Regions from separate parts of the Mus musculus genome. Here region 1 is linked to region 2. The links are chromatin contacts, found by POLR2A ChIA-PET in ENCODE. All regions are on one chromosome and are shown on one strand. Each heading gives the region's core, a stretch centred on a gene start or an enhancer-like site at or near the end of the contact. The rest is flanking DNA. Distances are from core to core; before and after follow the strand shown.

Evidence for each region. ChIA-PET counts read pairs that join two places held with the same protein, here RNA polymerase II (POLR2A).
Region 1: POLR2A ChIA-PET joins it to region 2 with 14 read pairs in embryonic stem cell. The contact joins the promoter of Tmem150cos here to the promoter of Hnrnpdl in region 2. POLR2A ChIA-PET finds 5 or more read pairs at or near these places in 3 of 5 experiments (Patski and embryonic stem cell).

What each region holds. Positions count from the first base shown.
Region 1 is chr5:100,076,678-100,079,377 of GRCm38, forward strand. It overlaps Tmem150cos (transmembrane protein 150C, opposite strand), which reads left to right and starts at 1,285. Exons shown (of 5, transcript NR_045993.1): 1 at 1,285-1,463. It overlaps Tmem150c (transmembrane protein 150C), which reads right to left. Exons shown (of 8, transcript NM_001382851.1): 8 at 1,195-2,700.
Region 2 is chr5:100,037,934-100,040,633 of GRCm38, forward strand. Hnrnpdl (heterogeneous nuclear ribonucleoprotein D-like) reads right to left here and starts at 1,289. Exons shown (of 8, transcript NM_016690.4): 1 at 787-1,289; 2 at 1-48. The coding sequence starts at 1,229. Enoph1 (enolase-phosphatase 1) reads left to right here and starts at 2,061. Exons shown (of 6, transcript NM_026421.3): 1 at 2,061-2,369. The coding sequence starts at 2,286.

The DNA of each region.
Region 1 (2,700 bases), core at 35-2,534, 39 kb after region 2:
AAACACCCCACGTCCTTTTGTGAGATCTCTGCATACTGGCTGGTTTTGTGTCAACTTGACACAGGCTGGAGTTATCACAGAGAAAGGAACTTCAGGTGGGGAAATGCCTCCATGAGATCCAGCTGTAAAGCATTTTCTCAATTAGTGATCAAGGTGGGAGGGTCCCTTGTGGGTGGTGCCATCCCTGGGCTGGTAGTCTTGGGTTCTATAAGAAAGCAAGCCGAGCAAGCCAGAAGAAGCAAGCCAGTAAGTAACATCCCTCCATGGCCTCTGCATCAGCTCCTGCTTCCTGACCTGCTTGAGTTCCAGTCCTGACTTCCTTTGATGATGAACAGCAGCATGGAAGTGTAAGCTGAATAAACCCTTTCCTCCCCAACTTGCTTCTCGGTCATGATGTTTGTGCAGGAATAGAAACCCTGACTAAGGGGCTGGTAAGATGGCTCAGTGGGTAAGAGCACCCGACTGTTCTTCCGAAGGTCCAGAGTTCAAATCCCAGCAACCACATGGTGGCTCACAGCCATCTGTAACAAGATCTGACGCCCTCTTCTGGAGTGTCTGAAGACAGCTACAGTGTACTTACATATAATAAATAAATCTTTAAAAAAAAAAAAAAAAAAAGAAACCCTGACTAAGACACTGCGTTTTGCCTTACTGGTTTTCTTTTTAGTTTGCTTTGATTTTAGCTTCTTATGAAGAGAGAAATTGGACGTGGGGGTGGGGAAGATCAGGGAGGAGAGAAAGAATATGCTAAAACTTTATTGTACAAAAAATATTTTCTCAGACAAGATGTTTGGCTTTCGATTCCATTCCTGCCATGGAATTCCTAACACCCATAGGACAGAACAGCAGTGTTTTATTCATAATGAACATCTTCTGTTTGTACCAGACTTCATGCTACTGAGGTAACTTTAGGATGAGGCTGCTCACCAGGTGCTTAGACCTCCAGCCTACCTACTTCCGGGAGGTTGGGGGGCAGCTGGGATGGAGAGCCTGGGGTGCACTGAGGGCAAGGGAGCCAGCCCCAGGCCTGCCTTCTTCACCCATGCACCTCTTCCATTTGACTGATCCTGAACTGTATCCGTCACAATAGAATGAGCATTAAAGAACGTGTTCTGCAAGCTATCCACAGCAAGCACGGACGTGTACGTGCACACCCACGAAGAACTGTTAGTGTAAGAAACAAGGAAGTCAGGATTTAGCATAAAACCCCTTTATTCAGTGGCCAGGTCCCAGTGAGTAATGTCAGTATTGGCTGGATGCTGCTGCTGCCGCTGCTGCTGCTGCACACTCTTAAGAACGCAGAGAAGTGTGTCACCGAAAGCTCTTTACTTGGAGTGTGGAGAGTAAAATAAAACCGTTTGTTCTTTGATAAAAATCTTTAAAATAGAAAAGTGAAAAGGAGGAAAGAAGAGAAACCTCATAGCAGTTTCAAAACTAACAGACATCCCCCTGGAGTATTTACGGTAAGACGCCTTTTTTAATAAGAGAATACTCTACTCGAGGCTTTCTCACACCACTGGGGGCTTTTCACTCCCTGCCCTGCCCTGCCCTGTAGTGATGAGTCCTCCCCCTCCTTCTTCACTCTGTCTTCCACTCTGTCGTTTGTCTCTGAATCTCTTTGATGCTCCTCACCTCCACTCAGAAACGAGCAGCAAATCTGTTCATTTGGACATTTACTGTGTGCTCGTGCTCGGCGCTATGCTGGGGGGCGGAGATTTAGCATTTGAACCCTTCCTTGGGAAGCTATACTTCAGGGTGAATTTACAAAACAACGTTTTCCACATTACATTCCGGGCTGTCTGAGCCCCCTAGGAGTTTGGAGAGTTTTTTGAAACAATGTGGGAGGGGGTGCTTGTGACTTGGTTGGGGAGGGGGTGCTTGTGACTTGGTTGGGGAGGGGGTGCTTGTGCACTTGGTTGGGGGAGGGGGTGCTTGTGCACTTGGCACTCTGTTGTTGGCACAGGGATCTAGGATGGCCTTGAACTCCTGCACCTCTGGGCTCATCTCCGAACAGCTTAGCAGTATTGCAGCTCCATTTGTGCCAATGTGATTTGCGGGAGGGCGATGTTTTTAATTTGCTTCTATAACTTCCAAATTTAATTTAAAGTCCCCAGTCCTCAAACTATAAAATTTGAGCAACACACGGATGTTAAAATCTCCCCTGGGTTGGACTAGCAGCAAGAGGGCTAACCTCCTGTCTTTCCTCAGAGCCCTCATACCTTTCACCTCCATGTAGATTTCTTTTGCGATTCTTCGAGAATCTTTTTTTCTTATTATTTCTTCAGATATAAATTAAGCTTGCACGTATACCCCTTTCATACTTGAAGCCAAAACAAGGTTCTTGCCTTTGGTCCACACCTTTGCCCACGAGGCCTACATAGACCCGTGAGAGTGGCACTTCAAAAAGAAAATGCAAACTGGAACTGTGGGTGATGCACTGTGGAAGGAAAAACCAAGCCACGCCCTCTCAGCCGTACCTCGTGCCATTCGCGGCTGACTGTCCCCGGTAGCATTCACGTTTGGAGATCTTCCTCAGGCAGAGTGACTCAAGTCCAAATGCTGGTGGCCGGCTTCTTTCCCGCTCACTCTCTGTAGCATGCTTCTCTCTCTGGATCCACAAAGCCGACCGCTGAACAGTGATGATGTCAGACTGATGGGAAAGCTCTGCCCACGCCTCTCAGGCCACGGCCAGCTTTAGTG
Region 2 (2,700 bases), core at 39-2,538:
AGATCTTTCTTGCTTGTATCCCAGCTCAAGCCTCCAATAAACATTTTACTAGAAATAAAGTTATTTAAGAAAAATAAGCTTAACAGTAACTTAGTGATTAAATACAGGGCAACTTACTCTCCAGACGCAATCTGTTTTGACTACAAACACTAACATTAGACCACAAAAATCTTAACCACTTGTTCAAGCCAGCTGGCACGTTGCTTTGTACCACGCGAACTCAAAACTTAGAAAAAAAAAAAAAGCCATTAGAATCTGGTAGATGTCCTGCCCTGCTTGCTTTGGATTGCAGAGCACAACTTTTACACCGATTCCCCCGCAACTTACGTAGACTCTTGCCCACAGCCTTAAAGCCAACTTTGCTACCTAGGAAACTTTTAGTGCCAGTCGTCTACTGGTGCCCCAACCAAAAGTTTCCCAAACCTAACCCAGGAAAATTCGCGAGCGGCCAACACACACAATGAAGAGGCGGCAGCGGCAGCAGCAGCTGCAGCAAGTGGCGCACAGAACCCGGCCCCTCCCCCCTCCCGGGCCCCACGCGGCGCCTGCGCACTCGGGACACCGACGGCGCCTCTCTCCTTCCCCAACCCCTCCTCCCTTCCCCCACCCGCGGCGGGCCTCTCGAGTCACCCCATCTTACTTTCCACTAGTGGGGAAGGCTACTGGGGTCCAGCGGGCACGCGGAGAATCGACTCGGGGAAAGACTGGGGGCAGCGCGCGCGGCTCCGGAGGGACGAAGGGCGCGCGCGGGGCTCTGGGGGAGGGGAGGAGCGGAGCGTGCGGTACCCGTCATCCTGCTGGTTCTTGCTCGCGTTGATCTTGGATCCCTCTGCGAACTCCTCTATGTTGCTGTACTCATTCATGTCCTCCATGGTGGCGGAGCCGTCGGCGAGGGGGTGCTGGCGCGCAGTCCGGGTCCCGGCGGCAGCGGCGGCGGAGCGTTGTATGGAGCTAGATTTAAAATGGCGGCGGAAGAGATCCGGCCGCCGCCTGCGCCCTCCCTTTATAGCCGCCCCGCCCGCCAATCGGGAGGGCTGCTGGGCGGTGACGTGGCGCGGGCTCCGGCGCGCCCCCTGGCGGGAGGCGCTGGAAGCGAGCGAAGGGAGGAGCGGGGCGAGCTGCCGGGGAGCCCGTGGCCGCCAATGGGAGAGGCCGCGGGAGGCTAAAGTAGCGGGAGCGGAGGGGAACAATGGCGGCGGCACATGGGAGAGCCGGGGCGGGACCTCCATCGCCGCGCTCCGGATGAGGAGCGAGGTCGCGCCGCGGGGAGAGTCAGCCGTGCGGGACCGGGAATCGCGAGCGGCGCCGTGGCAGGGCCACAGTCCCTCTTGCCTTGAGAGCCGTTGGCGTCGCGCGTCCAGTTCGGCTCAGTCCCTTGCTGCGCCCTCAGTCCCCTAGTGCAGAGCTGCTGCTGCTGCTGCAGCGGCGGCCACTCCGGCAAAAGGGCGGCGTGCACCCCGCGCCGCTTGCTGAAGCTGCAGCGCGCCCGTCCGCCCGCTCGCTCGCCCGCCCTCCCGGCGCACGCGTGTTTTGTCCTCGCGCCGGCTGCAACCAGCCGAGCAGAAAGCCTGTGCGCGATGACCGCCTCCGTCCTGGCGGGGACGGCTTTTCCGCCGTCGCCTCGGGGCGGTGTCGGCTCAGGGGCCGTGGCTGCAGGATCTCTCTCTGCAGCCCGGGTTCCGTGCGTTCGTTCTCCGAGGCTGGCTGAGGCCGCGGCGGAGGGCGGGGCCTGCTCGGATGACTGAAGCTGTGCCAAGGTGCACGCGGTGGGCGGGGAAGGGGTCAGGTGCCGGGGAAGACAAGGGGCACTCACGTCCCGGGCGCGCCACTCAAGGGACTCCCGTCTGCACGAGCCCCGGGCCTCCCGCGCAGGCTCCAGCAGGCTGCGGAGGGCTGGTGCCCGCGCTCGGGCTCCAGGCTCCAGGCTTGGGTGCTCGCTTCTTTGTTCCCGCCCACGCGAGGCCTATTTTGACCGACGGGTTCGCGGCTCGCCGGCGGCCAATAGGCACGCGCTCCTTGTTTCCTCCACCCCCCCCCTTTGAATCCCGGAGCCCCGCCCCTCCGGCTGCCCACGTGGTCCGGGCCTGCGCGGCTCGCCTGCTCGTCGGGTGTAGTACCCTAGGCGGCTTCCTCTGCAACTGCGGGTCCCAGCTCTGTCTCTGAGCCCCTGGTCGTTCGCTGTCGCCAGCGCCTCGGTTGTTGCTGGGCCCTCGGGAGCTCAAGACGCGCAGGCGGTGTTGCCCTCCTTAACCAAGGCCGAGCCCGTGGTAGCATCCGGCAGGGAAATGGTCGTGGTTTCCGTGCCCGCCGAAGTCACCGTAATCCTGTTAGATATCGAAGGTACCACAACCCCGATTGCTTTCGTGAAGGTGAGGGGCGGAAGGGAGCGGGGAAGTTACTTGTGCCTAAAAGCATCTGAAAGGGAAATTTTAAGTGTTGGAGATTTTGCCTGGGAGGCTCAGGAGAGGCGGTGTGGCTTTATGTCTCTGGAATGGGGAAGAGAAGCTGCGGCGGTTTGCGGGGGTGCTTTTCCTCGCGCCACCATCTTCTCCCCTGTCCTTGCTTTCGGTTAGGTGGAGAAGGATAGGAAGAAGTGGAGATGGTCTCAGCAACGGCTTGGGGAGGGGCAGGTCAGCTGGGAGGAGTTGGGGTGATTGGAGCTCCCACGGCCTGGCAGGTAGGTGTGTCGCCCGGTGGATG